3 separate regions of the Mus musculus genome follow, and regions 1 and 2 are each linked to region 3. Evidence: chromatin loops called from intact Hi-C (ENCODE). Cell type or tissue: left cerebral cortex. All regions are shown on one strand. Links, peaks and the distances in the headings refer to the core of each region. The heading gives the core; the rest is flanking DNA. Region 1 overlaps Adad1 (adenosine deaminase domain containing 1 (testis specific)). Region 2 holds the start of Cetn4 (centrin 4). Region 3 has its middle 26 kb from the start of Il21.

Region 1 (10,630 bases), core at 1,821-9,820, 190 kb before region 3:
TGTATTCTGAAGCTGTCTTCATTGCTTGCATTGTATCTGTAGAATCCATTGGCTGCAGTTATAATGCAAGTTTTGGGGCTGATCTAATTGTAATTTTAATCCTTACTTGCTTTATAAAGAGTTGAGTTTACACTTAAAGGAGGTCATTTAATACTAAATAGTTTTCTAGAATTTTATACTGGAATATTTTACTAACATTCAGACATTACTTGCAAGAATATACTGTATTATTGTAGCATTCATTCTGGGTTCTTTTTCAAGGAAATGTTATGGGACCATATTTTGCTTTTTGTGCTGTGGTGGATGGTATTCAGTACAAGACAGGACTGGGACAGAATAAAAAGGAATCAAGATCCAATGCAGCAAAGTTAGCTCTTGACGAGCTTCTACAACTGGATGAGCCTGAACCGAGAGTTTTAGAACCAGCAGGTAAGGGGAACTGATGTGTATGCTTGAGTGTGTTATTCCCAAAAGGAGTCAAGACAGGCTTACTTAACACCTGCAACATCATAGGATTTGAATATTTCTTTTCAGTTGCTGTTTGCTGAAATGTTTCATAGAATTATCTTGTATTTTTATCACCAAAAGATACAATCAAGTTTTGCCAGTTCTCATACTAAAAGGCATAGTCTTTGTGGCTTTGACTTAAATTTCCCAATTAATCTGTGATTTACTGTGTTTATTGGACATTATCTTTTTAAGAGGGAGAGACAGATTATGTTTAAGTCATTTTTTCCATTTTCAATTAGTTCTACTGTTACTGACTTTTAAAACTCTAGGTCTATTCTGGTATTTATAAGATATCTGATGTACAAATAAAAACATTCTATCCCGAGGGTTACCTTTAACTTTATTGGTAGTATCTTTTGATGTACAAAACATTTTGCTTTCGATAAATCCAGTTTTCTTTTGTTGTGTGTACCTTTGGTGCCATACCCAAGAAATTATTGCCAAATATAGTGTCATGACATTTTCCCACTGTGGTTTCTTTTTAGAGCTTTATAGTTTTAGCTACTACATCTAAAAGGTTTTGATAAATTTTTATTTTAGTAAAAGAAATTAGTGTCCAACTTCATTCTATTACTTTGTGAAAATTAGTTTTCCCAGGAACATTTGTTTTAAAAAAAAATGTTATCACCACTGTTTAAACCACCTGGATTGTGTCTTTCTGGGCACTGTGACCTATGTGTCTGTGTTGAGGTAAATATTAAATAAGATCCAGCACATTCCCACTCTAGGGCTGGCACTGGCAGGCCACAACGCTATGCTCCAGCAGGGTCCCACCAACTCTGTTTCACATTCCAGTCACCAAATTGATCCTCCAACCTCAAAGTTAGATAGCACAATACCCAGTAACCCAGTAAAATCAAAACTCTTAAAGCTTATAGTTAACCAATCAGATTTATGTATCAACAAAGTCACAATTTACAAGATGCCAATACAGTAATTTCAGAGCCAATTGTTAATGCACCAGCCGTGCTGGTTCACATTTGCCTCCATTCTCCTTCTCTGCAACTCTTAGCTCCACCTCCCCTTTCTCTGTCCAATCACAGCCCTCCTCTGCACTAATGTAATTGAACAGGGAAAATCCTGCAACATGTCTGTCCTTATAACAATAATACATTGTGTTGATTACTGTCATATTATTGTGATTACATAGCTTTGGAATAAGTTTTGAAATCTGAATATATGGATTTTCCAATTTTAGAGGGTTTTTTTTTTCTTTTCATAATGGCAGTTTGTCCCTGATATTTTACAATGAAGTTCTCTTTGTACACTCTTGTTTTCCTTATTGAGATTATTTGTTCATAGTAACTATAATTTAATGTCTTCAGTCTTTTTTCTGCTTGAGCCAAACTCTCTTGAGTAAATAGATTTTAAATCCTTCCTTCTGAGTTTTCAACTTGCTTTTCTCAACTCTAGGTGCATGTGTCTGACTCTAGTTAGCATTTTCTCTAGAGTGAGGACTCGGTAACAGCACCACTCTTTCCTAGCTTGTTTCTATACTTTTAACTGGGTTTTCATCTAAATTAGTCTAGGGTATTCTTTCTGCTTTCTTTTAACTAAATTAACAACATTAGCTTCTAGAGCCTTTTTGTTTAAATTTTTGGATTTTTCCCTTTGTGTCCCTCTGGTGTAATGTCATGAATGTTTCTTGTTTTTCACATGCTCTTTAGCTTTTAGGACTGATCTGGAAAACATTTACAAAGATTTAGACTGAACTCATTAGAAAATTTATAGCATAGTCCTACTTTTTTTAGTCAGATTTTTATTTATTTATTTTTATTCAGCCATAGAATTGAATGTCATTTTGTCATTTGCATGAATGTATGGGACCATGGAATCATCAGGTTGAGTTAAAAAGTCAGTTGTACAAAAATTAATATTGTAAATTTTCTCTCCTGTTTGTAAATTAGAGTAAAGGTAGGGTATCTAACTAAATGGAATAATAATAAGGAAAATATAATGTGGAAAGTTTAAAATGGGAGAAGGGATACAGTGGAGTAATAGTGAAAAAAAAGTATGACTCAAGGACATTATTATGTATGCATGAATATATATGTATGAATATAAACTCATTATGTTGTACAGTTATTTTAGCATAGCCCGTGAAAAGCCTGATGACAGCATTTTGAATAATTTTACTCATTTTGATAAAATGTTTAAGTGTTTTACATAGTATTATTATAAATAGAAAGTGTTCCTAAGTATCTGAAATAAGACTCTATTGAGTTTCAGAATGTTGCCACCTTTACAAAAGAAGCTAAATTGCTGTTAAGTTCCGGAAACTCAGAAATTAATTTGAATAACTAATGTCAAAATAGGAAAACCAATGTGAGCTAAGGAGCATTTGATGATGACAGAGTTGGCAGAAATTTTTAAAGAATATAACTATTATGTATTGCTAATGTTGGATTCGTGTTTGTTTGTTTTTATTGCATTCTTGGGTTACTGTTATTGCAGGTTAGTATAGAGCTGATAGCTCTCAGCGCTCTAGAACATTGCCCTTTCATTGTTTCCTATGGTTTGGTTTTATTTACAGGACCACCTCCTATCCCTGCAGAACCTGTTGTTACACCTGAAGCAGCATATGTTTCAAAAGTGCAATATGGTAGGTAATGTTCTGTTTAGAAAACAAACCCACTGAAAAATTAAAATGCACAGATATGAAGATATACCTTAACATTTTATTTAGACCTTTCATGCTTCTGTTAAAAGAGAAGTTTCCCGTTAAAAATAGCTTATAGAAAGAGAAATGAGGTTGGAGAGGAAATACTTAAAAAGAAATTTGAGCCAGTTCCGATGGTATGGCCATATATAAATCCTAGCTCTTCTGGGAGCTGAGACAGGAGGATAGCAAATTCACGGCTTGCCACTCCACCAAATAGCCTGTCTGCCAGTTTAGTGAGTCTTGTCTAAAAATATAAGAGGGATCTTAGGCATAGCTTGGTGGTAGAATACTTGCCTACATAGTGTGATAACTTTGGCTCAGTTGTCGGAATGACACAAAATAATTGGGGGGGGGCATATCCTTTTAATAAGGAGTCTATTACATACATATAGGTACATGTTATACATATATACATGCAGACAAAAAATAGGAAAATACATCTTTAAAAAGCATATATGTACACATATACATATTTATGTATATGTGTATATATCTAGTTGAAGTTATATGTGACCAAAGACTAATTAATTCTCATTATACTTTTAATTTCTTCATTTTAAAAATTGATAAAAATCAATTACCTCATCAAATTATCATGAGGATTAGGTTGATAGGCATAAAATACATGAGTATCTGGCACACAAAAAATGTTTATTAAATCAGAACTTTCATTGTTTTATCACATTCAGTATTGAATAGCAGTGTGTCCTTGACTGGTACGCCATCATCTCCTGGAAGGCAAGACATTCTTAATTTGTCTGTTGATGATATTTGAGAGATACTTCAGACATTACGACGTTTGCAAAGTGAAAAGTTTCCCTTTCACTGTTATCATTCAGTCAGGCTTGCTTGCTTTTAGTCAGCCTTGTATTCATTTTCCTAAGACAGACAAAGATCTCAAATGTGTTTGTGTGGACAGGCAGGGAAAATAAGCACATTCAAAAGTCAAAATCCACCAAGATATAGGTATAGCCACTTGACCTCAGAGATGTAAGGATTCATGAATAGCCTCGAGGGCTCAGTCTACACGGGTGATTGCATAATGTTGGAAGAGGTTTTACCATTTCTATCACTCTCTGTAGAAGTTTGTAATGACTAAGGGGGTAGATTTCAAACAATAATCTAGATCACATTACCCTGGGAAAACAGATTATATAGTATATGAGTTAGAAAGGATACAGTTTAAAAAAATAATGTAAAAATAAAGTCCAGTTTGGAAAGTTGAGTTTTGGAGCCAACTGTCAGAAAAAGGTGAGCAAAAAAATGTATGAGGTTAAAATAGGAATCAAATTTTAAAGCTTTTGAAAAATAAAGATTTGAGACCCACAAAAAATTTACTGAGTACTTCATGTTGGGCCAGTTATCAAGGTGGTCAATAGTTTACAACCTGTGCAACATATTTTAGTGGACTATATCTGCATGAGAATAGTTCTATGTTCTCTCTGAAAATAAATTGTGGTTATTCATGACAATGGGATTCACTTGAAATTAGCAACTTATAGTCAAAGAAGTGGTATAGTAAAACTGGAAAGGTGGTTCAGTAGTTAAGAACTTCTACTACTCCTGTAGAGGACCTCCATTCAGTTCCCAGCACTCAGAGAAAGCCACTCACAACTGCCTGAAACTCCAGCTCCAGGAGGATTTGATGTCTCTGGTTCCTATGGGCACCTGCACTCACATATACACCCCCGGCCTCCCCCATACTTACACATACACCTGATAAATATACTCCAGGAGAATTTAACATCTCTGGTTCCTACAGGCACCTGCACTCACATATATATCACTATCAAGTAGGCTTTATCCCGGGGATGCAAGGTTGGTTCAATATATGAAAATTAATTAATGTAATACACTATATAAACAAACTCAAAGAAAAAAAATCACATGATCATCTCCTTAGATGCAGGGAAAGCATTCAACAAAATACAGCAACCCTTCATGTTAAAAGTATTGGAGAGATCAGGAATTCAAGGCCTATACTTAAACATAATAAAAACAGTACACAGCAAATCAACAGCCAATATCAAATTAAATAGAGACATACTTGAGGCAATCCCACTAAAATCAGGGCCAAGACAAGGATAATGTGGAAAGTTTAAAGTGGGAGAAGGGATACCCACTCTCCCCTTATCTATTCAATATAGAACTTGAAGTGTTAACTAGAATAATAAGACAACAAAAGACATCAAAGGGATGTAAATTGGCAAAGAAGAAATAAAAGTATCACTATTTGCAGATGATATGATAGTATACAGAAGCAACCCCAAAATTCTACCAGAGGACTTCTCTAGCTGATACACCACTTCAGCAAATAGGCTGGATATAAAATTAACTCAAATCAGCAGCCTTCCTTTATACAAATGATAAACAGGCTGAGAAAGAAAGTACAGAAACAATTCCCTTCACAATAGCCACAAATAATATAAAATATCTTGGGGTAACTCTAACCAAACAAGTGAAAGACCTTTATGACAATAACTTCAAGTCTCTCAAGAAAGAAATCAAAGAAGATCTCAGAAAATGGAGAGATCTTCCATGCTCATGGATTGGCAGGATTAATATAGTAAAAAATGTCCATCCTACCAAAGGAAATCTACAGATTCAGTGCACTCCCCATCAAAATCCCAACACAATTCTTCAAAGACATGGAAAGAGCAATTCTCAAATTCATCTGGAAAGGAAAAAAAAACCAGAATAACCAAAAAACTTCCTAACAATAAAAGAACTTCTGGGGGAATCACAATCCATGACCTTCAAGCTTTACTACAGAGCAATAGTGATAAAAAAACAAAACAAAACAAAACAAAAAAAAAAACAACTGCATGGTATTGGTACAGAGATAGGCAGGAAGATCAATGGACTAGAATTGAAGACCCAGAAATAAGTTCACACACTTACAGACACTTGATCTTTGATAAAGATGCCAAAAATATATAATGGAAAAAAGAAAGCATCTTCAGTAAATAGTGCTGGTCTAATTGGCTGTATTTGGAAAAATGAAAAAAAAAATGAAAATAGACCAATATTTGTCACCTTGCACAAAGCTCAAGTCCAAGTGGATCGAGGACCTCAACAAAAAACCAGACACAGTGAATCTAATAGAAGATAAAGTGGGCTCAGTCTTCTGTGAACCTTCCCTACCAGAGGAGAGCTTGCCTGCTGGGAGTGCTCTGACCCTGGGACTCAGGTGAGATCACCATTTGTGAGATAACCATTTTCCCTCCAGTGTCTTTCTAAGGCAGATCCACTCAGGAAAGCACAGGCAACAGAGCTTCTAGGACAGGGTTCTCCAGTTCTACATCTGCAGCCAGGAGGTGGGGCTGTTCCACAGCCATCTGTGCACTGGTCTTGCCAGAAGAGAGCTGGTCTCCCAAGAGTGCTGACACAGACTAACAGACTCACATGAGGAACAAGCTCCAGCCAGAGACTGCTAGAACATCTAATGCCAGACATTACCAAATGGCAAATGGCAAACATAAAAATCTTACCAACAGAAACCAAGACTACTTGGCATCATCAGAATACAGTACTCCCACTACTGTGAGTCCTAGATACCCCAACACACCAGAAAAGCAAGATTTAGATTTAAAATCATATGTCAGTAGAGGATTTTAAGAAGGACATTAATAATTCACTTAAAGAAATACAGGAGAACACAGCTAAACAGGTAGACGCCCTTAAAGAGGAAACACAAAAATCCCTTAAAGAATTACAGGAAAACACAACCAAACAGGTGAAGGAATTGTACAAAACCATCCAGGATCTAAAAATGGAAGTAGAAACAATAAGAAATCACAAAAGGAGGAAACTCTAGAGATAGAAATCCTAGGAAAGAACTCAGAAATCCATAGATGCAAGCATCACCAACAGAATACAAGAGATAGAGATCAGGTGCAGAAGATTCCATAGAAAACATGAACTCAACAATCAAAGAAACTGCACAATGCAAAAAAGATCCTAACTCAAAACATCCAGGAAATCTAGGATACAATGAGAAGACCAAACCTAAGAATAATAGGTATAGATGAGAATGAAGATTATCAACTTAAAGGGCCAGTAAATATCTTCAACAAAATTATAGAAGAAAATTTCTCTAACCTAAAGAAAGAGATGCCCATGAACATACAAGAAGTCTACAGATCTCCAAATAGACTGGACGAGAAAAGAAATTCCTCCCAAAACATAATAATCAAAACACCAGATGCACTAAATAAAGATAGAATATTAAAAGCAGTAAGGGAAAAAGGTCAAGTAACATATAAAGGCAGACCTATTAGAATTACACAGGACTTTTCACCAGAGACTATGAAAGCCAAAAGATTCTGGACAGATGTTATACAGACCCTAAGAGAACACAAATGCCAGCACAGGCTACTCTACCCAGCAAAACTCTCAATTACCATAGATGGAGAAACCAAAGTATTGCATGACAAAACCAAATTCACACAGTAATCTTTCCATGAATCCAGTCCTTCAAAGGATAATAAAGGGGAAACTCCAACACAAGGAGGGAAACTATGCCTTAGAAAAAGCAAGAAAGTAATCTTTCAACAAACCTAAAAGAAGAAAGCCACAAGAACAGAATCCCAACTCTTAACAACAAAAATAACAGGAAGCAACAATTACTTTTCCTTAATATCTCTCCGTATCAGTGGACTCAATTCCCCAATAAAAAGACATAGACTAACAGACTGGCTACATAAACAGGACCCGACATTTTGCTGCACACAGGAAACCCACCTCAAGGACAAAGACAGACACTACCTCAGAGTAAAAGGCTGGATAATATTTTTCAAGAAAATGGTCTCAAGAAACAAGCTGGAGTAACCATTCTAATATCGAATAAAATCGACTTTCAACCTAAAGTTATCAAAAAAAGACGAGGAGGGGCACTTCATTACTCATCAAAGGTAAAAATCTACCAAGATGAACTCTCAATTCTGAACATCTATGCCCCAAATGCAAGGGCATCCACATTCATTAAAGAAACATTAGTAAAGTTCAAAGCACACATTGCACCACACACAATAATAGTGGGTGACTTCAATATCCCACTCTCATCAATGGACAGATCCTGGAAACAGAAACTGAAAAGAGACACAATGAAACTGACAAGTTATGAAACAATTGGATTTAACAGATATCTATAGAACATTTTATCCTAAAACAAACGGATATACCTTCTTCTCAGCACCTCATTTTACCTTCTCCAAAATTGAGGTGCTGAGAAGAAGGTGCATTCTTTTGTTTTAGGGTGAACTGTAGATATGTTAAATCTATTTGGTTCATAACCTCTATTAGTTTCATTTTGTCTCTATTTAGTTTCTGTTTCAGTGACCTGTCCATTGGTGAGAGTGAAGAGTTGAAGTCTCCCACTATTACTGTGTGGGATTCAATGTGTGTTTTGAACTTTAGTAATATTTTTTTTCACGAATGTGGGTACTCTTGCATTTTGGGCATAGATGTTCAGAATTGAGACTTTCTCTTGGTGGATTTTCCCCTTGGTGAATATGAAGTGTCCTTCCTCATCACTCTTAATAACTTTTGCTAGAAAGTCTATTTTATTGGATAGTAGGATAGCAGCTCTAGCTTGTTTCCTTGGATCATTTGTTTGGAAGACCTTTTTCCATCCTTTTACTCTGAGGTAGTGTCTGTCTTTGTTATTGAGGTGTGTTTCTTGTATGCAGCAAAATGCTGGATCTTGTTTGTGTATCCAGTCTGCTAGCTTATGTCTTTTTATAGGTGAACTCCAGAGAGGCTTTCAGTCTGTCCAGTCAGTTGACCTACATGCCTTCAAGCTGTGGTGTCAACTGCTCTGAGTGCAGCAGATCCTCTAGGATGGCTCAGGATGTGGTCTCTTCATGGGAATAGACCAGCTGGCAGTCAACTGCTCTGAGTGCATCCTATCCTCAACTGCTCTGAGTGCAGTGGATCTTCTAGGATGGGTCAGAATATGGTGTCTTCACGGGAGCAGACCAGCTAGGTATCTGCCCCAGCAGAAAGGACTGGGCAGAAGGGGCCAAAGGGTGGCCAAGAAGTTTTTTTAGTGGGAATATGGGGAAACTATATCAGTAGTTCAAATGCATTTGGTTTGTACTGGTTCTCATTGGGGCAAATTCTACATATTTTCTGTCATGATGACTATGATGAATATGTTTTGATTGTTACAGGTTAGGGAGGATTATTACTATTAAGTGGTATATTGAAGTATGTAAGATAGACAGTACTTTACAGCAAAAATAAATTGCCCTGTGTCTCAGATGAGTTTGAGAATCATATCTGACTGAGTTCTGCAAACATAAACAGTAGTATTCAGATAGTAAGGTTGGTATTGACATATCATTTATAAGAAGTTATTCTAAGAGCTCTGTAATTTGTATTTTACAGCTAAATATAACCATAACAAAGAGTGGAAATTTGTCTACATATCTTTATAAATCACTAACTAATGTAACTACAAAATAACACATCTCTTAGAAAAATAACAATCCTCTTCAAATTCATCCTGCTTTTTATTTTTCCTAGAAGGGAGACAAGTCCAGTATGCCAAGATTTCACAGCTTGTTAAAGAAACATTTGGTCAACTAATTTCTAATCACTCACAATATCTGAAATGTAGCAGTTCATTGGCTGCTTTCATTATTGAAAGAGGTAAGTCCATGCATTTGGTATATGTTACCCTACAGAAAAATTAATACCTTAATGATTTGGATCACACTGTATAATATTTTATATTCTGCTTCTGTAGACAGTGATTTTATATTCATCTGAAGTGATGTTTTCTGATAGGCAAGTTGTTAAATGTGAAGCTTCTCAAAGGTAAAGACAAAATGAACTGACTAGGAGCCAACAGAAAGCTGCAGAATAGTAAAAGGTCTAACATTGAAACCTTTCCCCACCAGAAGCAATGCCTTCTCCATATATATGTATATATATATATATGATGATAAAAATGAAAAACTGCTTTTAACCATGCAAACATGGTGGACATGTTGGCACACCCTTTTGTAATGGCAGAACTCAGAGGTATGAGACAGGGGGATCATAATGTAAAGATCAGCCTGGTGTTACATAATTAGGCCCTGTTTCAAAAAGCAAGTTATGGGAATTCATAGATCACTGAATGAAAGCCTTCTGCATCAGGCGAGACTTAAGCTAAAACTTTAAATACTAGTGGTTTCCCTGAAGAGGAGAGAAAATACTTTTAAACAGAGGAAGGCATGAGGAACAAATGTAGAAAATATTTATTGGGGCAACAAGGAGATGAATTTATTGATAATACATGGTAGTATATATACAGAAGTAAAATAAAATATATTTAAATTGGTAAGATTTGGTATTCAACTACGAGATGGCTTAAAGGCCAGTCAAAAATTACATTTAATAAGATTAATAATGTAAAATATATTTAGATATGAGATAATCACAGTTGAAGCTGTTGCACTAAATTTTCTG
Region 2 (10,630 bases), core at 236-8,235, 52 kb after region 3:
ACCAGGCAGAAACAATTTTATCAGCATTGACAGAAGTTTGCTTTCTCTGGGGGATTTGTTCTCAGGTCCCCTAAAAATGCTTGAAACCCCTAAGATCCTTGGGATGCTACTGGAACAGAAAAAGCACCAGGATTCTCAGACTATTCTGAAGTGCACTCGGGTCTCTGTGCCTGCCCTGCAGAAATCAATACTGTCACAAAAAGTTGAGGTCTAGGGTGCTTGTGTCTCAAAATGTTTCCCTACTCAAATTAATATGAGCTCTAAACATTTTGTTTAAAGGGATGTTATGGATATTTATGATTTCACAGAAAAAAACTTGAAGAAAATTATTTCATCTTCCATGTCAGATGAGGCTTGGAATATTTTAGCCAAAAAATCTGAAAATTTCCTTGTTCTTATCCAAATCAGTGCATTTTTGTATAGTTCTCTACATTTTCCTTCCTCTCTTGAAAGCAAGGTTAAATTTACCCTATTCGGTCAATTTATGAACCTTTATAAAGATGGCTGAAGTAAAACAATGCTCAACTATTGGCATTAGAAAGACATTATGGGTATATATGATCACACACACACACACACACACACACACACACACACACACACACACACACACAGAGCATAAGATACTGAGATTTCACTGTCCATGTCAGATGGAGTCTCTTTATAACAACAAATGCAAAGTGTATGGTACACACATTTATAATCTAATGTCCAGAAGGAAGATGCAGGAGGAGATTATTAGTCCAAAGCTAACCTAGGCTACATTGATAGGAAAAAAGATTGTTACATACCAGACTTTGCAAAGAATGACACGGAACTCATTTAAGTTGGCTGGTAGGTGACTCCAGCCAAAGATTTAGAGAGAGCTCACCTAGGTGGTATTTAGAATAGTTTCCTAAGTGATCCTAACCTCCTGGTATGTGTCCTTCAGTTTTGTTCTCATAGCACAATATAACAAGCTGTCTTGTGTCATGGAAGTCTATGATAAAAGCATTCATCTGTGAAGGCCTTACTGTGAGCGCCCATGACAGAATGCAAGAGTACAAGCCATTTTTGCCCTTCCAGGGGTCGATTCCCAGCACCTACATAGAAGCTCACAAACCTTCTATGATTCCAAAGCCCTCTGGCCTCTGTGGTCTCCAGGCACTCAAGTGGCCCAGAGACACAGATGCAAGCAAAACACCCATACATGTAATAATACATTTAAATTATATGTGTGTGTGAGGGGGGGGGGCTCACACACTATAGCATGCATGTGGAGATCAGAGGACAAGTTGTGAGAACCAGTTCTCACCTTCCACCATGTAGGACCAAAGTCAGGCTGTCAGACACAGTGACAAATGCTTTGATCTGAGTCATCACATAGGCCTTGAAGACTCTTTTAAAAAGACTCTTAACCTCATTAAGAAAGGAGGACCCTTAATGGCCTTACCTCTTAAAGAACTTACTACTGTGTTGCCTGACCCAGGGAGTGAAAGCCCAGCAGTAACTACCAGAAGATACTTAAAAACACTGTATGTCAGCTAGTTTTATTAATACTTTACATATTGAAGGAACAGATTTTTAAAAAGAACATGTTTATCAGGTGTTTTTTAAGTCATATAAAAGGAAATAATGGAAAAATACCATTTTCAGATTGTTTTTAAAAACAATTTCATCTGGATCTGGGGGCCAAGTTTATTCAACTGAAAAATAAAAGTCAAATGTCTTTGGAATCTATGACTTTAAAATACCATATGGAAATACTGTTTTGGGGCTCACAGTTCAAATAAATCATGCTTTTGTTTGTCTGTTTGTTTCTTACTACTACAGATTTAATGACATTGGTAGGGACATATAACTTCTGGCACAGATTAGACACCAAGGGACTAACCTAAACTAAACGTGGAAATGGATACACTCAGGTATTACATCATTGAACTGCTTAACAGGAAAGCTGTTAACAGGAGGTCCAAACCTCTTGGAAGGCACCAAGCAGCTAATAAAGGCTGGTCTTCTTCATCATCTTCAAGAATTCTTCCTCATTAATCTCTCCATCCCCGTCACGATCAGCTTCATCAAGCATTTCCTGTAAAAAAAAAAAAAGGTAACATGAAAGACGAAAATTATTAAAGATGTAAAGTGATAGAAACTCAACAGGAATTTTTGCTTTTAATGTGTAAGAACAACTATGTTATACAACCCATATAAAACTATACACACAGTATAACTATAAAATAAACAAGATTGACCTGTAATTCATCTTCGGTTAAGTTTTCCCCTAGCTCCTTGGCAACCCTCTTGATGTTATTTAGTGATATGCTTCCCGTAGCATCGTCATCAAATAATTTAAATGCCTTCAGTATTTCTTCTTTTTCATCTTTTTCACTCTTTAGAAAATGAAATGTCATTGGTTATTTGTTCTATCAAGCTGGACTTCGTAGGTCTACTAATTCTACAGCTGTATGCGCATATTTCTATCAGGAGGCTGAGTTCTTTAAACAATTATTTCAACATACTCACACCTGCCCTCAGGGTCTATCAGACAGCAAGCTCCAAGAGCTGGGAGTATTCTCAGGTACAGTGGCAAAGTAGGTGCTCTGTGATTGCCAGGTCCAGGGTTTCAGGGCTTGGGCTTCCTTCTGTCTTGTATCAGTACTTCCTGATTAAACTCTTCTTTATAGTCTTTACCATTCTGAAAATATCTGTCCTTGCTGTTGTATCCCCACTACAAACCCTTAATACCTAGTTCCAGAACTTTCCATGAGTTTCCATGAAATCTCTATGCTCCAGCCCTACCATGCACAAGGCCCTACTGGGGTTTCTTTGAAAAATAGACTATACCATTTTTACGCTCATGATGGCAAAAAAATCTTCAAAACAAATGGTGCCAGTCCCTTCCTTGTCGATTTCAGCGATCAGTTGTTTTACTTCTTCTTTCTTTGGCTCAAAGCCTAAGGCCCTCATTGCAATCTGCAATAGGAGGGGGGGGGACATATTTTAATAATGCCATGATCGCATTTTGAACTTTAAAATGACTAATTAATAGCATATAAAACTATACACACATTATAATAGTAAAATAAACAAGATTTACAGATAGAGGACGTAACTTTGATAATTCTGGGTTTTGACTTATTCATCAACCAAGGACACAACTAAAATGTTACAAGATATTGTCTTAGAAATAATTTCAGAACCTTCAGTTCTTTCAGATCTATGGTTCCAGATCCATCAATATCGAATAAGTCAAAGGCCTCTTTAATTTCTTGCTTCTGGGTGTCATTCAGTTCAACTTTTGCTGCTTTTTTCTTCCATTGGTCTAAAGTTATGCGCTGGCTGGATGCCTGCAATAAGCATACACATGGGTGAAAACTGTGTAGCTAGAATGACAATTCAGTTATCCCATTTTCTTTTATAGAATGAGCTTGTTTTCCCCCTTGTTAATACTTTAGGTTATTAACATCTTTTCCCCCATCTTTTGAAACAGGGCCTCCCTAGGGCACCCAGACTGCCCTGGAACTCTCAGTCCTGCCCGAGATTCCTAACCACAATTATTAATTTGATAGAAAATGTGGGCATTTTTTTTCTCTTAGATTTTCCCCCTCTTAAAACTAGAGCTTTTGAAGGGAGAAGCAGCTAAGTAAACTAGCATAAAACTGTGTGGTATATCAGAGTGCAGTTAGCTTATGAGAACAGTATTATTTTAAGAAATGTGCACTTCTCATACATGTATCACAGTACTTGCTTGATGTAGTGAGAATTTTATTTTCTTTGAAAAACACAGAAATGTTGTGGGAATACGTTTTCATTCTAATCCCAGGTGTGGGATATGGGGCTGCTTCAGACTGTCCACAGCAGCTGACTATGATTTGCCTCGTGCTCTAGCAGGGGTGTGATTTTGTCAGCTGCAGATAGTTTCTTCGAATGTGTGACTTTTGGAATTCTGGCAACTTTTCAGAAGGTATACACATGCTGAGGCCTCAAGAGGTGGGGTTGTTGTTGGTGGTGGTTGGTTGGTTGGGTTTGTTAAGTAGTCCTGTGCAAAGAAGTTAGATATCCTGGCAGCAAAGATCAAACTTGTCCCAAAGAACTCTACACCCCTAATCAGTAGGAAGTAGTTTAATGATAACGCCATTCCTTTCCCCTCTACTCTTTTTCTCTCTCTCCTATCTAGCATTAGAGGGTTTAAAGAGTAGGAAAGAGTGGAAGAGAAAAGAACCCACAAAGCAGCAAACAGCACAGGGGCATGCATACTAGAACACAATCATCCTGCACCACAAAAACACAAAAGTAAAAAACCCTGGTTATGGTGAACGTCTGCTCCACAGATACGCATGAGAATGTTTGACCAATTATGCGGATACACCCAACATGTGGAAGATGAAGGATCTGTCTGCTGTTTGCTTCTTTATGTCACCAAAGTAGGTCACAGAATCACTGTAGATTCTCCTCTCTGCAAGTGGAGTGGGGAAGCCCTGGAGGTGGCTGAGGATCTAAGTGGCCTATTGGCTGTGGTCACTTCGGATTCTTGGTTCTAGAGCTGCAGATTCTGATGAGTGGTCTTCTAGAGCCTAGGGCAGCCACCTGAGTCACCATTTTTTTTTTCAGCAAGAAGTCAGTGACCCTTTAAGTGGCCTGAGTTGATGAGCCTGAGTGGTCTTCTAGAGCCTAGGGCAGTCACCCGAGTCACCATTTTTTTCAGCAATAAGTCAGTGACCCTTTAGCTTTGAGTGGCCTGAGTGGTCTTCTAGAGCCTAGGGAAGTCACCTGAGTCATCATTTTTTTTTTTTTTTTTCAGCAAGAAGTCAGTGACCCTTTAGCTTTGAGTGGCCTGAGTTGATGAGCCCCTGGCCATCAGGATTGAGTCAGTGGGCCCCTTCCTCTCCGTGAAAGAATTGCTGGTCCCCTGATCATCAGTGGTTAGCTAGGTACCCCACTTCCAGTCAGCAGATGAGTTGGTGGCTCCCTGACCCTCAGTGGTTCCTGTTCCTTCAGCGGCTGAGTTGATGGCCCGCAGGATGTTGGTGGCCCGAGGTTGATGGCCTCTGCTATGCTCGCTTCCCTGTCTTGAAGTCTGTCTGCAGTGGTCTCCGTGCCCCAGGGTCGTATCTCTTTATCGCTGGGCCAACCCTCATAGACTGCAGGCGTTGGTGGATAAATGGAAAGGGAGACCCATCTCTGTTCTCCCTGGCTTAGCTACTAAAGATCCTGACACGGAAGGCAGTAAGCTGGGAAGAACACCAGGGTCCCACAGCACTCACCATATCCCCTCCCTGCGCCCCTGCCCGCGCCCGCGCAACAGCCGCTCTCCCCTCCGCGGCCCGCGTTTGCTCCCGACAGGCGGTTGCTATAGCAGCGCTCAGCGCGCAAGCCCGCCCACCAGCTTCCGTGATTGACGACCATTGCGCCCAATGGAAAGACAAGAGAGCTCTGACCGCGCTCAAGCAGGCGGGACTGGCTGGGTTCCGGCGCTGTGCAGATCCGCGCGTGGTGAGGAGGGTCGTGGACCCTAGGGGCAGGAAGCCAGGGAGGGTGGGGGCGAGTGCTCCGTCACGCGTGTCCCCAGACTCTTTACACACCGGGCCAACAGCCCTGCGGCCTTCCGGCCCAGAGCCGCCCGAGGGCGCGCGGCGGCATGGAGCCCGAGAGGTGGGTGGGTGGGGGCGTCCTTGCGGGGCGGGACGCCAGCCTGGGACCGAGGACGGCGTGGGCCTTCTCCTGGGCTGAAAACAGTGCAAAGCAATCTTTTCCTAGTGTGCTGAGTAAAACGTGGCGCATTCCCAAAGCCGCTGCCTCACGTCGCAGACACTCAGGTTGTAATCCTTAAATCTCCTTAGGTTCCTGGGGTAAGTTTGTCCTTATGGTAGAAGCCAGTTTTCCTGCCTTAAGTTTTCCCAATGGGAACTCAAAGGATGTAAAGTCATAATATTTTGTGAGTGAAGTAAAGTATTAAATCATTTACCTATAATCTATTGGTTTTTTTTCAAGGCACGTATCGCATCCGAAAAGTTACACTTGGACAGTTTTCAGAGTCATAATTAATACTAATTTTAAATAGATTTCTGAAACCCAGAAACGAATATTAGTCAGACAGATAGGCAGGCATTCCCGCGCTCATACACACAAACACACACACCGGGGTGGGGGGGGGGAGGAGAGGGGGGTGGAAGCTGCCTTTTAGACATTCCTGAATATCATTTGATCTGATGACTATCAAAAGGCTGCTAAACCTAAATAAATCTTACATCACCATGATTTAGGAATTTGGATGTTCTAGTGTTAGAGGTTATGGTTTATGATAGGTTAAAGATAGCTTAGGCAGTAGGTTCCTTGAAGAAGAACATTCCAGAAAGAGGGACACTTAGAAATACTGAGACAGGGAGCATGCTTTGCATAGTCTAAAAGCACAGAGAAGGCCTGAGCACAGCAGATGAGTCAGAAAGGAAGAAGTGTGGGTTTTCGTGCTGTGTGGGGACAAGGCCTTTATGTGAGTGAGTTAGGGAGACTTTGTAAGATTCTCAGTACAGAAGTGAAAGGATGTGACTCACTTTTATAGGAACTCCCTGTGCTAAACAGGAGTAAAGACTATTTTCTGAGAGGCTGCTAAGCAGTGGAGTGTTGTGGTTAGATTATAGTGTTAGGAGTAGACTGGAGAGGACACCAGACTTAGTTCTGAGGAGATGAAAATCCTAGTTATACCTATCAAAAAAACGCAGAGCTTTTAAACGTAACCCCTGAAAAGCAAATGAGATGTGATCTTATGAAAAGACAATTTCTGAAGTCAGTATGCCATTTACATAATCTGACTTTGCTCTCCCGTGGCAGATAGAAAGCTAAGGAAACAGTCTGACGAGCAACAGAACTGACCTGTTTGTGGAAGGCATTAGTGCCAGTCACAGCAGAACAAAAATCAGGTTGTGTTAGTGCCGTGCCAAGAACAGTTACCAGAGGTGCCTGGTCACTTTGGAAATTGCCCATCTTCCCATCCCTGTTACTGCCATTGCTGTTTCACATCCAACCTCTTAGAAAATAAGACATTTTGAGTTGTATTACTAATAGCCTATTGGAGTCTCTTCAGAATCATTTAGAAATCTTCCCAAGTTAGGGATGCTAAGATACTTCTTCAGTTTCTAGTCAAAATTGAAATAGAGTCTTCAAATGTTAAAAGATCTCTTGTGAGTATTAATTTTGATATCTGTTGTATAAGACTTTTCTTGCAGATTGTTGAAATCCATCCTTTTATCTGGGAAAACCTTTTTTAACATAATTCAATACAGACTGAGTTTGAAATACCTATGGGTTTTTCCAGTTGTTTTGGATTATTTCTCACTCACAGACTTGATTCTTACCATTTAAACATACTCTAGAAAGGAGACCAGAACTCTTAATGCCACCCCCCTACCCACCCACAACAAATGATAAACATCTTTAAGGACTTAGGAGGCAAAGGGTTTGAAAGAGTAAAATGAAGATTTCTAAGGAAGAGATGATAAGTTACTGTCACACTGAAAGTGAAACAAAACATAGTTGATACAGTAGATAGCATAAACTTGGCAGTAGTTATATGGAGTTTTACCCTTTTATTTAATAGGAGATTTTGTGTCTGTTATTCAGTAATCATGCTTTAGTTTCCACAAATAGGTTAATTATTTTAATGCCAACCTTACATTTTTATTGTGATTTCATTTGTAATATGTGTCAAGTCTGTTGTATAAGGTAAACTCGAAAGTTTTAGCAGTGAAAAACAGCCAGACTCTTCTTCATGTCCTTTTTCCTTATTAATTAATTAATTAATGTATTCACTTTACATCCCAATATCAGCCCCCATCTCCTCCCAATATCCCCTCACACAGATCCTCCCCATGCTCTGGTCCCCTTCTCTGAGGAGGGGGAGTCCCCTCCACTTGGTATCTTCGCCCTGCTCATCCAGTCACTGCTCCAGTGGTTGGGGGGCTGCATGCAGCCAGACTTTTAAACATGTCCTTTCAACATTTTGTTTTTATTAACTAGGTACTCATGAAGGGAGAGAGAGACTGCTGGCTCCAAAGAAATCAGCGTATAGCAAATTACAAATACAAATGTAAAGAAAGGAACATTTAAAACACAGATTTCTCGGCTTCAAACTTACCAGAAAGTTACGGTTTTTATAACTGCATGGTATTGGCACAAAATGCTTACTTCTTCCAATACAGTTGAATTCACAGCCCAGAGATAAACCCATGTATGTATAGCAAGTTGATTTTTGATAAAGGTACTAAGAACATGCAAGAAAAGGAATAGTTGATTCAACAGGTGGTATCAAACAGCTGGACACCCACATGTGAAAGGACCTCTGCCTTACACCATATGTGAAAATAAGTCCCAAGTCAATCATTAAATAATCTATAGAATTCTGAAGAAAATCCTAGGTTAAATCTGTATGATCCTGGATTTGGGAGTGGATTCTAAATGCACCACCAAGAGCATGAACAGTATTAACAAATAAATGTTAAGTTTTACCAAAAATTTACCATAGAACTAAACATTTTTATGAGTCAAAATGCATTATAAAAACAGAAAAGACTTTGTATAGAATTATAAATTGTACTTGCAAATCAAATAGGATAGGCTCTTTAGTGTCCATAGTGGAATGGTTTTAAGACTCCACTATAGAAACTAAAGTCCACACACGAATAAGTGCTTTATATAAAATGATGGAGTATTCAAATTTAGCCTATATATACTAGGTATATGTTATTCTTAAAATTAATATAATAATGAACTAAGAAATGTAAATGCTAGTTTAATAGTTGCTATAATACATCATTTAAGGAAAGATGACAGAATATATGTTCCATGTTGACTACACATGCTGAGTGTGTTTTTGTGTTTTTCAAATCTTGTCTTTCAGTGGTTAGTTGGATCTACAAGTGTGAGGTTGGCTCTTGTTGCATCAAGGTTTACTATTTGATGTGTATAAAGAATTCGTGTAACAACACTACAGACCTTTAAAAGTGTACTCTTAAAATAGGCAGAAAACATCAGTAGGCATTTCTACAAAGAAGATATACAAATGTCTAATAGGCCCATGAAAAGATGTTTAATATTATTAGTCATTAGGAAAGTGGAAGTCAAAACCACAACAGTCTATCTTTTCTCATCTGCTAAGGTGTTTATAATTTTACGAAAACAAAAACAAAATGTTGAATATACTAATGACTGACTGAGTGCATGCTGTCACATATCAACCCAGAATGTGATTTTACTTGAAAGTAGTCTTTGCAGATGCAATTAGTTAAGATGAAGTCATACTGGATTAGGGTAGGCTCTAAGTCCAGTAACTGGTGTTGCAATTTAACCAAAGGGACAATTGAAACAGGCAAAGATTAAAGTTATGCAACTAAAAGCCAAAGAATGCCAGGAGCAACTAGGAGCTAGAAGAAGAAGAAAGAAAAAAACATCCTTCCCTAGAGTCCTGAGAGGAAGCACTGCCCTGAAATATCATCATCTTGAGAGTTGAATGTGTGTTGTTGTAGCCTCCTGACAGTTGAAGTTTTGAGTATCAGCCATGGAAAACTAATACGTTGAGAATGTGGAGAAATCAAAACCTTTGTCCATCATTGCTGCTGGCAATGCTCTACTGTTTGGGAAAACATCTGGGCAGTGTCCTAAGCTAAACATAGAATTTCCATATGACCCAAGGATTCCACTCCTAGCTTTATAGCTAAAAGATTTGGAAGCAAGTTTCAAAGACTTGTACAGAAATGTTCAGAACAGCTCAGGTACACAAGCACAATAGCCAAAAGGTGGAAACAACCCAAATGTCTAGCGGTGCCTGAGTGGATATATACAATGTAGTACCTATCAGGGAGTAGTATTCCAATAAGGAAAGCAGAGATGTACTGATAAATAATAAATATGGAAGAACCTTAAAACATAATAAAATGCAGAAAGGTCACATATTTCATGATTTCATTCATATAAAATACCAAGAATAGGTAAAAACAGAAACTGAAAGCAAATTAGTAGTTACTGATTACTAAGTGAACATAGAGTTACTGTTTAATAGCTTTCCAATTTTCTTTTGTGGCTGTTAAATCTTTTGGGACAAGTTAGAGGTGGTAGTTATACAACATTGTAAATTTACTAAATGTAAATTGTACTCTTTAAATTAATCACTTCATTCCATCAAGATTAGTAGCTTTATAAAATAAGATGAAACCAAAGGGAGGCAGAAGACTTGAGGATGTGATATATATGTAATAACTGAAACCATCGATAAATAGAATTGAGATACAAGAAAAGGTGATGAAGCATAGAAAAATACCAGAAAGATTTAAGGCATGATGAATCTAAAGATTGTTCAAGTAGTTGTGTCACAGAGTATAATTTGATGTTATCAAGGAATTTGTGTGAATATATTGTGAGTGTTCATTATATAAGGTTGAAAAATTCATTGAAAAGAGGACTTGAGAAAGAGATCGTGTAATCCCTCACATATTGGTGGGCCTGCCCATTCTTTTCAATGGCCCAACCTTAGCCATTGAAAGTTAGTAAGAAGCTATTCTGTAGGAATACTGCCTGTTCTTAATCCTAAAAATTGTGTTGACTGTAGTGCTCTTCACTTTCACAATTGAATGTAGCTAGTTCAGAAATACATTAACCAGAT
Region 3 (10,630 bases), core at 2,511-10,510:
CTACTGAGCTCTAAAAAGAAATTAGACAGCCTGGGAGTGTGAGCCCCTGAGCCCAGGAATGGGCCCTTTTCACTTTTGAAAGCATCTCTTGTCTTTTCTATTTAACCCTCTGAATAGCTTCAACAGTGGTCTGTTTGGGACTTGCTACCCAGCTTCTCCACCTCACAGACACATGTTAAAAGCTGTCAGTCACTCCCTAGGCCAGCAGGGACCACCAGAGAGGAAACATTTTTATTTAGGATAGGTAAGATGGTGGGTTTTTTTTTCATTTATTTTAGCATTCTCAACTTGTGTGTTTGAAAAACCTCTATCTCCAAATATATCTGCAATATAATTCATAACAGTAGCAAGATTATAGTTGTGAAGTATCGATGAAAATAATTTTATGGTCAGGGGTCACCACAAACAACATGAAGAACTGTATGAAAGGGTCACAGCATTAGGAAGATTGAGAACCACTGATTTATCTGCTAAGTTTTATATTATTAGAAAGAGACACTTATGTGAAAGGTATAGTTTGAATATAAAAAATAGTTGCTATAGTTGAAGTTACTGGATAGGAACTTCCTACACCAGAGTTCTCAGGGTGTACTGGCTAGTTTTGTGTCAACTTGACACAGCTGGGGTTATCACAGAGAAAGGAGCTTCAGTTGGGGAAGTGCTTCCATGAGATCCAGCTGTGGGGCATTTTCTCAATTAGTGATCAAGGGGGAAAGGCCCCTTGTGGGTGGGACCATCCCTGGGCTGGTAGTCTTGGGTTCTATAAGAGAGCAGGCTGAGCAAGCCAGAGGAAGCAAGCCAGTAAAGACCATCCCTCCATGGCTTCTGCATCAGCTCCTGCTTCCTGACCTGCTTGAGTTCCAGTCCTGACTTCCTTGGTGATGAACAGCAGTATGGAAGTGTAAGCCGAATAAACCCTTACCTCCCCAACTTGCTTCTTGGTCATGATGTTTGTGCAGGAATAGAAACCCTGACTAAGACAAATTGGTACCAGCATAGTGGGGTATTCCTGTGACAACCTGACCATGTTTTGGGGAGGACTGTGGAAGGACTTTGGAACTTTGGGCTTGAAGATCCATTCATTGTTAAGAGCTCAGTCAGATGTTGTGTAGGAGCTTGGAAGATAATGCTGAGAACAGTGCAGAAGATGGCAGTCTGGCTTGTGAAATTTCAGAGGGAAAATTAAAGACTCTTTTCAGGGCCATTGCTGTTTTGATTGTGAAAATTCTGTAGTTCTGGTTAGCTGGGGCTGAAGAATCAGCTGTGATTAACAAGATACCAGAACTACTAAAGTAAATACTTTGCATTGCTGGGACTATTGATGCTGGTTAGCTGGAGCTAAGAAATTAGCGGTGATTAAGAAGAGACCAGCATCATTGAGGTGACATCTTCTGGGAAGTGTTTTCTGAAAGCACAAAGAGGCTGTGTTCCAGAGACAGCCAAGGTTGTACTCCTGCTGCAGCAGCACTTGGTAATGTGTAAGGGTCACCCAGGTGGTACTGGTTTTGAAGGCACGAAGGGGTCACGCAGAGCAGCTGAGGCTCGGCACTGTGAGAGGTCATGGAAGGCCATTGGTGAGGGTGCAGCCTCAGTTGCAATTGAAGGCCCAGGACTGAAGGAGTCATGCAGTGTTTTGGAGATGCCAGTACCATGAGATGACCACCAAGAGCAGCAGCAGCAGTGGACTACAGGCATCTGGAGCCTAGAGGACAATGTGTGTGCTACAAAGGGCATGGCTGGAGAAGTGACTCAAGCCCTCGGAGGAGCCCAGAAGATCGTGAGTTGGATCCCAGACATTGGACGGTTGGAGATTGATTTTTGCTTTTAATTGTGACTGTGCCCTGATATTTTCCCTCTTGAAGGAAGAAACTGTTTTAGTGGAGCCCACAGTTAAGAGACTTTTAATTGTAAAAAGACTTTGAATTTTAAAAGAGATGGATATTTTAAAGATTGAAATTTTAAGAATATGCAAAGACTGTGGGACTTTTAAAGTTATTTAGATCTTGGGGATGAATAAGAATGTAAGGGTTGAGGCTTACTAGTGATGTGTTTGTGTGTCAAGTTGACAAGGGGTCAATTGTACTGGCTAGTTTTGTGTCAACTTGACACAGCTGGAGTTATCACAGAGAAAGGAGCTTCAGTTGGGGAAGTGCTTCCATGAGATCCAGCTGTGGGGCATTTTCTCAATTAGTGTTCAGGGGGAAAGGTCCCTTGTGGGTGGGACCATCCCTGGGCTGGTAGTCTTGGGTTCTATAAGAGAGCAAGCCAGGGGAAGAGGCAAGCCAGTAAGGAACATCCCTCCATGGCTTCTGCATCAGCTCCTGCTTCCTGACCTGCTTGAGTTCCAGTCCTGACTTCCTTGGTGATGAACAGCAGTATGGAAGTGTAAGCCGAATAAACCCTTTCCTCCCCAACTTGCTTCTTGGTCATGATGTTTGTGCAGGAATAGAAACCCTGACTAAGACACAGGGGGTCAAAAAGACCTCAGGTTGGGAAGCTCAGGTGCTGACAACCTTGTGAAGGGACACAGTCAATGAACGTCCTTCATGGGTTTTCTCTGAGAGGATGCGCTGTGGCTGTCCTGAGGTCACTCGAGGAAGATGGAAGAAGAGTCTTAGTCGTCTTTGAAAATTCTGACACTGGAGATAAAAGGGGGAAAGTGAGAAGAACACACACAGCCTGTTCTGTGCCCTAGACACACTGGATAGGAAGCAACTCCACCTTATGAGCTGACAAGGTCTGGAGGCATTAATTCACTAATGCTGACAGGATTATGAATCTCTCTCTCTTACCATAACAGCGGGTAAATCACTGTCCTTTGTAGACTCTGGAGACTTCCTTGCAGTGAGCAGAGGCTCATGACTGCTGCCTCCTGCCCAAGTCCAAATCACACCAAAACCTCTTGTACCTTGGCACAACAAGTCCTGTCTAAGATTCAGTTTGGAGGAAGATTCATCTATTCGTGTGCATAACGCCCCCCCCACACACACAGACACACATGCGTGAGCTGGTCACTCTGCAAGGCAATGACTGGGCAGGAAGAATCCTCCTAGTCCTGGAGACCAGGATATAAAAGCTATTAAAAATAAAGTCTGGGAATGGCTGACAATAACTGGCAGTTTACTGAGGCCCACCAGCAGAGTTGCCTGTTCTAGCTAACCACACAGGGACAAATTATGTTGTCAATGGGGCTTGAGGGCTCCTTTACATCATATATCATGAGTCACTAACAGACACTTTCACACTTATTGGTCACAGAAAGCATGGCAAACATTTCTCTTTGTACAAACATCAGTTTTATTTACTGGTGCATTTGTTAGCTCCTGGACACCAACCATATTTATCTATTTCTACCTGTGAAGCCAGGCTCCCTCTGGTATTTAGTACATAGTAAGTTAGTGAAGTACAATAAACCATTCCATCCTGATATTTGTGAGGGAATGATGTCATTATCGCCATCCATTTTAAACATAAGAAACCAGAGGTTATAGGTAAGGCTCAGGTCCTTGCCCTGCAAGCAAGAAGATCCCAGTGTCCACACAAAAGCGAGGCTGATAAATGTCAGAGACCATCCCGTGAGAAAGTGAGCCCTTCACAATCTCCCTAACAGGCCAAAGGGCCTTGTACTAAGAGCTGGTTATCACCCCCCTTCCTCCCTATTCCTTTCTTGGCACCTGAGGCTGTAAAGCTGAATTATAGTCCCCTCTTCCCTATCTCTTCCTGAGTTCCCATGACATCCAAGGATATGAGCTGTGCCTGAGCCCAGCCTGACCCCCAAGGCTGTCAAGGAGGATCGATGTTCCAGAGATAAGATCCAGAGTGCCCGCTGCCTGGCGCCTGACTTCGGCCCCCATGTCAGCAGATGCCCACTTCTTTGTTCTTTGTATAATTCTCCCTTGACCCCTCCCCTATTCCCCGCGATGTATGCTTTAAAAAGAAGGCACCTCAGCCTAATAAACGAGACCTCGATAGGTGTCCTCCCTGGTCTCCTACTTTTCTTTCTTTTCCTCCCATCTCCTTCCAGGTTCGCGGTCCTCCTCGCACCCACGAATAACTGAATCCCACGGGACGGGATAGATAAAGTCCTTGCCCTGCAAGCAAGAAGACCCCAGTGTCCACACAAAAGCGAGGCTCCGCGGCGACATGACTGTATATAACTTCAGTGCTGGGTGGGCAGAGACAGGGAGATGCCTGGGCCTCTTTAACCAGCCTGTTAAGCCTAGTTAATTGGTGAAGTACAGTTTCTGTGAGAGACCCTGTCTCAAAAAAAAGTAAAGAACAGCAGAGGAAGATGCCAGATGTTAACCTCTGGCTTGCCTCTACATGCACACTCATCTATTCATGTGCATAGCCAGCCTACACACGTGCGCGCACGCGTGCGCGCACACACACACACACAGATGAGAACTAAGTTACCGTTTCTGTGGATTTTCTGTCCACTCAGCCTCTTTGTCTGGCTGCATTATTTGGAGTAAAAAAAAAAAAATGTTAGCCTTCAATGAAATAGCTGACAGGAAGGCTTTAAAAAAACCTGTCTCATGCATTATTCTCATTAAGAGTGACGGTTGTCACCTCTAATGATGAAGGTCCACGGATGTGTGAGCATCAGGGTTTCTGTGGTCGGAGCACTGGCAATCCCTGGTAACAGTGCACACGGCACATTTCTGTGGCTACTTAAGAGCCACCAAGAGACTACTAGGTTTAAAAAAAAGGTTCAAGGACAATTGCTTACTTTCTGGACGACCATGGAGGGAAGAGGAGGGTTTCGATGAATGGCTCAGGCCGTGCAGAGCACCTCGGCTGCTGGAAGCGTGATTAAGAACAAGACTGGCAGGGAAGCAAAGTGTACTTCCGCTTCGTGTGTGCGTGAAGTGGGGAAAACACACCGTTTCCCTGTCACTTATCGAGAGCCAATGGGCAAATGACGTGTATTCGGCATTCGTCACCTAAGAGGTCTGTGGCTTAGGAACATGCTGAGTCAACTTGTTACTTAGGAATTTACATGACCGTGATGGTGGACTTCCCCAAAAATGGAATTCTGAGCCACAGCCTGAGCTGTGGAGGCTGAGACATCTCCTTTCCCGTCTGGCAAGCCACATCAGGAGGTGAGCCCAAGCCGGGCCTCACTCCCTCCACCTCTGATTTCCCCTACCTAACAGCGCAGCCATGGGCTCACTGAGTGCCATTCTGAAAACCAGAAGCCAGAGCTTTCAAGGAATTTCTTTAACAGTGAGTTGAAGATTCTCGAGCTCACTGTTCAGCTTTTTACCAAACTAACATACTAGCCAAAATAAAAAGCACATTGCTACCTAAAACAATAAATAGGAAGCATTACATCATCAGAAAGTGTGCATCGAGCCACATGTATTTGGTATGTCTCTAGATGCTACCAGCTCACTCATCTGTGCTGGGGGGCCGGGGGGGGGAACATGCTGGTCTGTGTGAGAAATGACAGTTGAGAAGAGACCCACATGACATGAGATGGTCCTCAGCCACATTTATCTTTCCCTCAGGTTCGGAGTACACACTCCCGACTTTGTAGCCTGTGCTACAATGTGCACATCATTATCAAGACGAGGGCGTGTAAACTCAGCACATCAAGTGATTTTGGTCTTTAGAATGTCAGTAGACATCAGGGCCATTAGCTAGCACTCATGTGAAGCTATAGTAAAAAATAATGTAGATGTAAGAATTTAGGGAAAGGCTCATTTTAAAAAAGTATTAGCCCATGGCTCTAGCTACATATGTGGCAGAGGATGACCTTGTTGGACACCAGTGGGAGGAGCAGCCCTTGGGCCTGAGAGGTCTCAATTCCCAATGTAGGGGAATGCCAGGGCGGGAAGATGGGAGTGGGTAGGTAGGTAGGGGAGCACCCTCATAGAGGCAAGGGGAGTAGGGATGAGATGGGGTTTCCAAAGGGGAGACATGGAAAGGGGATAGCATTTGAAATGTAAATAAAGAAAATATCCAGTAGAAAAAATAGATTATACAAGCAAAAAAAAAAGTATTAGTGTAAAATATTAGCAAGACATGGGTGGAAACTTAAGTTAATTACTTCTAAGCTCACCTATCTGGGAAGCCACTATCGGACAAGAGCATTATTATTTAGCTGCAGGAATCCATCTTGACGATGTTGGCCAAATTTCTGTGCTCATTTTTCTCCATAGGTTAGAGTTGGGAGAGCCTCAGGTCACTGTGTCAGTGTGGTGGGAGGAACTGTTACAGCTGTCCAGTTGCTTTCTCTTCACAATGCCCAGCATGGAAAGACCCTTCAAAACTTGTGCAGCTATGACTGACTGACTGACTGACTGACTGACTGACTGACTGACTGACTGACTTGATCAGCTCATATAATCAGCATAGCAAGTGCTAAGGTTACAAAGAAACGCCAGAAAGGTAGTCAGATCCAGTGCCTATTAACCAAGCATTATAGTGCTGCTTCCAGAAAATGCAGGGTGGCGGCTCCTCTGCAGTCACATCCCCACCTTACCGCTCCCCCACCCAGCGAAAGCTTGCAGAGACACTCCAGATAAAACAAACTTTCCATTTATCAGGCAGACACAAAGTTTCCATTTATGCTGCAGACACACTGCTAATTAACAAAGAGGCGGTCATTTGAGCAGGCCAGGCAAGTGCCTTAAACAGGTTAAAAAAAAAAAGTTTTCTGCAGAAGAGTGGTTTCTGAAGATTGCTTTAGAACAAAACGTGGGTAGTTTCCTTCTCAGTAGCCCAGCTTGATCTAGTACACGGTGCTAGCATTTGTTAACAGTAGAAGCAGTAAGGAAATTACTCACCGTGGTTATCCCCGTGCTTGATGCTCACTTAGAAGCAGGGAGAAGGATGGCCTTCTGGAGCCTTCTGTTCAGACAGCTGCAGTCAGAGAGGTGTGGGACTCAGCACGGGAGGATGTGAGAAAGCAGGAGGGCATTGGTTGGCAGCCACTTCTGGTGAGGCTGTAAAATTTATAATGCAAAGAGCTACTTAGCCTGGCAAGGGCAATTGGGTTCTTCTGTTCTAGATAAGAAGGGTTACCGGGAGTGCTTCAAATGGAGACTAGCAATTCAAAGTTTGAATCCCACGAGAATTTAGCTTACAGAAGCAAAGTGATATCTTTAACGTGATTTTTATATTTTATAATATATGCAGAAAATAGACTGTCGTTTTCCCTTTCCTTCTGTGAATCAGGATGGGTGTCAGTCACTTCGGTGGACCAAGTGATTGTGCCGGTGCCTTCCATGGATGGCTTGGTACGCACAGTCTTTGCCGGTGTATCTCTTTGAATCTGGAGTCTACACCTGTGCCTTTCACGTGTGTGAAAAATAGGCTGCCTTTTACCCGAGCTTCTTTGGGCATAACTTAGGAGTTTTTAGTAAGAACTTTCTGCTAAAAATGTATGCAACGTTTTTGTGGAAATAAAAATAAAACAGTTCCCTGTCTGTGAGAAAGTCATTTGCAACAGAGCCTCTCCTTAGAGGAAGAAGAAAAGTGCCCCGGCTGGGAGGTGCCTGCTCCGTTCTGAAACTGTTTCACAGATGCAGGAGCATGACTTTGTGTGGAATGGTCTTCCGTGACTCTTCACAGAGATAGTTGCAGTGGGAGAATGCCTTTAAATCTTAGCTAAACAATAACCAAACATCTCTGTGCCTTAGTGTCTGTATACCAATCAGAGGGCTAGATGGGCACTCATCATTTACCAATGGAGAGGGGAACCTGATCAGGTACTGAGTGAGAGAAAAGGACTGAAGCCCTGAGGGACAGTAGAAAGAATGGAATCTGGCAACCTCAGGAGATAGGAAGTTGGGTGGACCCTTCAGAATGCACCAGAGACCTGGGAGGTGAGAGGCTCTCAGGATTCAAAGGGAGGGACTTTAGATGAAATGCCTGATAGTAGGGAGAGGGAACTCATAGAGCCCACCTCCAGCAGGAAGACAGAAATCAAGTAAGGGATGGGTTTGTCATCCTACAGTCACAACTCTGACCCATAATTGCTCCTGTCTGAAAGAATTACAGGGATGGAAATGGAGAGAAGCCTGAGGAATAGAAGGTCCAGCGACAGGCCCAAAGTGAGATCCAGCTCAAGGACAGGTCCTAAGGCCTGACACTGAGGCTATAGAGCACACAAAATGGGACCTATCATGACTGCCCTCTGAAAGACCCAACAAGCAGCTGAAAGTATCCGATACAGATATTTGCACCCAACCAATGGACAGAAGCACCTGACCCTTGTTGAATTAGGGAAGGCTGAAGGAAGCTGAGGAGAAGGGTGATCCTGTAGGAGGATCAGCAGCCTCAGTTAACTGGACCCCTGAGATTTCTCAAACGTTGGACTACCAAGCAGACAGCATACACCAGATGATACGAGACCCCCAACACACATACAGTAGAGGACTGCCAGGTCTGTGTTCATTTAGAGATGATGCACCTAACCCTAAAGAGGCTGAAGGACCCAGGGAGCTTAGAGGTCAGGTGGGGTGGAGGCTGGGGAATCCACATGGAGACAGGTGGGTGGGGAGGAGGTGTGGGATGTGGAGCAGTCAGAGGGTGGGTAGGGGGATAAATATGGAGTGTAACAAAATTAATTAATAAAAAAGGAAAATTTTTTAAAAGAACCTAATCTTCACACTATACAGCAAGATCGATCCTGCCTTGACTTATATGCACTGTTTTTAATCCTCCAACACAAGCTTTGATAGTATTTGACTACTTTGCTACCTGTGCAAAGCCCTTGGAACACTTAATTATCATGATTCTTGAAGCATTTATGATTCAGTATCTTGTTTGTTTAATTAGATTACCTGTCTATGTTTCCTACTAATATTTATCCAAGGTCAGATGTATGATCATTTATTTTAAATACTTAGTGGATATTACCTTATAGAAAGTTCAAAACTTAGACCTGCAATTGCTATGTAGTCCTTAATATTTTTACTTAATCTGAGTATTTCCGTTTCTATTTCTGATGGTTTGTATATACTTAGTTGTTAAAGTTTCATGAAGATCTTTTTTTTTTAAGTATTAAGTATTTGGGCTCTGTAGCACAGAGGGGCTTGCCTGACTGACTGCACCTGACTATATGGGGTCAGCATGAGTAGACCTTGAAGGATTTTCTGATCCTTGCCTTCATCAGATGAAGGCCATTGTTCTAGTTGATTCTTATCTCATAGAATTATCACCATCAGCATCATCATCATCGAATGATGTCATCCTTGGCAGCCCCAGTACTCAGTAATTATTAGCTGCCATCATCACCAACCCAGACTCCCAGCCATTATGGATGTCATACCCATCATGCAGCCAATATGACTCTGTAACCCCAGAGAAGCAGCACATGCAACCCTACCCTCCTCCTGCTGGGGTTCTAGCATCACTCAGTTCTGCTACCCAATGTAACTTATGCATATGTCACTCACCCAATGGGCACATACCCCCATCAGGTACCATGCTTATAGTAACATGGTTATTCATCTCGTAAGCCTCCGAGAGGCTGCTCCTGCCAGATACCACTCTAACACCCCGGCAGACACTCGCTGCCTGCTTATGGGCTAGCACGTTTGCTTGACTCAAAAGATGAGTGTTTGTCAGGTCACCACAGTTGTGGCCGCACGCCTTTAATCCCAGCACCTGGGAGGCAGAGGCAGGCAGATTTCTGAGTTCGAGGCCAGCCTGGTCTACAGAGTGAGTTCAAGAACAGCCAGGGATACACAGAGAAATCCTGTCTCAAAAAACCACAAAAACCAAACCAAACCAAACAAACCAAAAACCAAAAAAAGCTCTCATCAATAACCCTGAGTAGATTCTTACAAAATAATCTCTCAGGTGGATTCTAGGTATAACTTCTACACAAGACAGTGTGTATCTGCTAACATTTTCTCTGTAGCTAATGGCTCTAAAACCTAGTGGTTATAAACAACTGCACTGGCTAATTTTATGTCAATTTGACACAAGCCACAGTCATCTGAAAGGAAGGATCCTCAACTGAGAAAATGTCTCCATAAGTGCTCAATGTGGGAGGGGCCAGGCCAGAGTGGATGATGTCATCCCTGGGCTGGTGATCCTCAGTTCTATAAGAAAGCAGGCTGGGTGAGCTATGGTGAGCAAGCCAATAAGCAGCATCCCTCGATGGCCTCTGCATCCGTTCCTGCCTTCAAGTTCCTGGCCTGTTGAGTTCTTGTCCTGACTTCCTTTGAGGATAAATAGTAATGTGGAAGTGTAAGTCAAATAAATATCCCCCCACCCCCAAGTTACATTGGTCATGGTTTTTCATCATTGCAGTAAGAACTCTAACTAGAACAGCAACCATCACAGGGCTTTTGTGTAGCTCAGTGATAGAGGTCTTGATTAGCATGAGCAAGTTCTTAGGTTTGATATCCAGCATTGAAAGCAACAAGCAAAAACCACCATTCACTACCCTTCACCCACCCGTGAGACTGTGGGTGACTTGCTAGTGCAACTGGCTGACCTCAGCTGGTTTGCTCATGTACCCATGGCCAGTGCTAGGCTTCTCCCCTCCTTCCTTGAGGGAGTGTTTCAAGGTGAAGGAAGTTGATATATAAAACCAAGTGGTAACCAAACCCTGTTGTGACTCTAATCATGCCAAAGGCGATGAGAAGATGCACCAGCTCTACTAGCA

Evidence for each region. Peaks named below come from ENCODE experiments on the same cell type or tissue, not always from the same donor. Only the 100,000 strongest peaks of a DNase experiment are listed, where the experiment ranks them.
Region 1: it touches region 3 in a loop (2.0-fold over the local background); 2 of 42 quality-filtered maps call a loop at or near these places.
Region 2: it touches region 3 in a loop (3-fold over the local background); 2 of 42 quality-filtered maps call a loop at or near these places.

What each region holds. Positions count from the first base shown.
Region 1 is chr3:37,066,914-37,077,543 of GRCm38, forward strand. It overlaps Adad1 (adenosine deaminase domain containing 1 (testis specific)), which reads left to right. Exons shown (of 12, transcript NM_009350.3): 4 at 262-429; 5 at 3,044-3,112; 6 at 9,701-9,826. Among named protein-coding and RNA genes, the nearest start is that of Adad1, 8.6 kb to the left of the region's middle. In left cerebral cortex, for the core only: a CTCF peak has its summit at 6,487; a DNase peak (open chromatin) is centred at 6,504.
Region 2 is chr3:37,307,114-37,317,743 of GRCm38, forward strand. It overlaps Cetn4 (centrin 4), which reads right to left and starts at 5,333. Exons shown (of 5, transcript NM_145825.2): 1 at 5,244-5,333; 2 at 3,180-3,326; 3 at 2,824-2,952; 4 at 2,232-2,369; 5 at 1,514-2,068. The coding sequence starts at 5,246. The coding sequence ends at 1,979. It overlaps Bbs12 (Bardet-Biedl syndrome 12 (human)), which reads left to right and starts at 5,441. Exons shown (of 2, transcript NM_001008502.2): 1 at 5,441-5,472. In left cerebral cortex, for the core only: no CTCF peak of the experiment used is centred there; DNase peaks (open chromatin) are centred at 4,475, 5,372, 5,702 and 6,466; H3K4me3 peaks cover 1,497 bases; H3K27ac peaks cover 2,277 bases.
Region 3 is chr3:37,253,026-37,263,655 of GRCm38, forward strand. No RefSeq gene overlaps it. Among named protein-coding and RNA genes, the nearest start is that of Il21, 26 kb to the left of the region's middle. In left cerebral cortex, for the core only: no CTCF peak of the experiment used is centred there; DNase peaks (open chromatin) are centred at 6,843 and 7,363.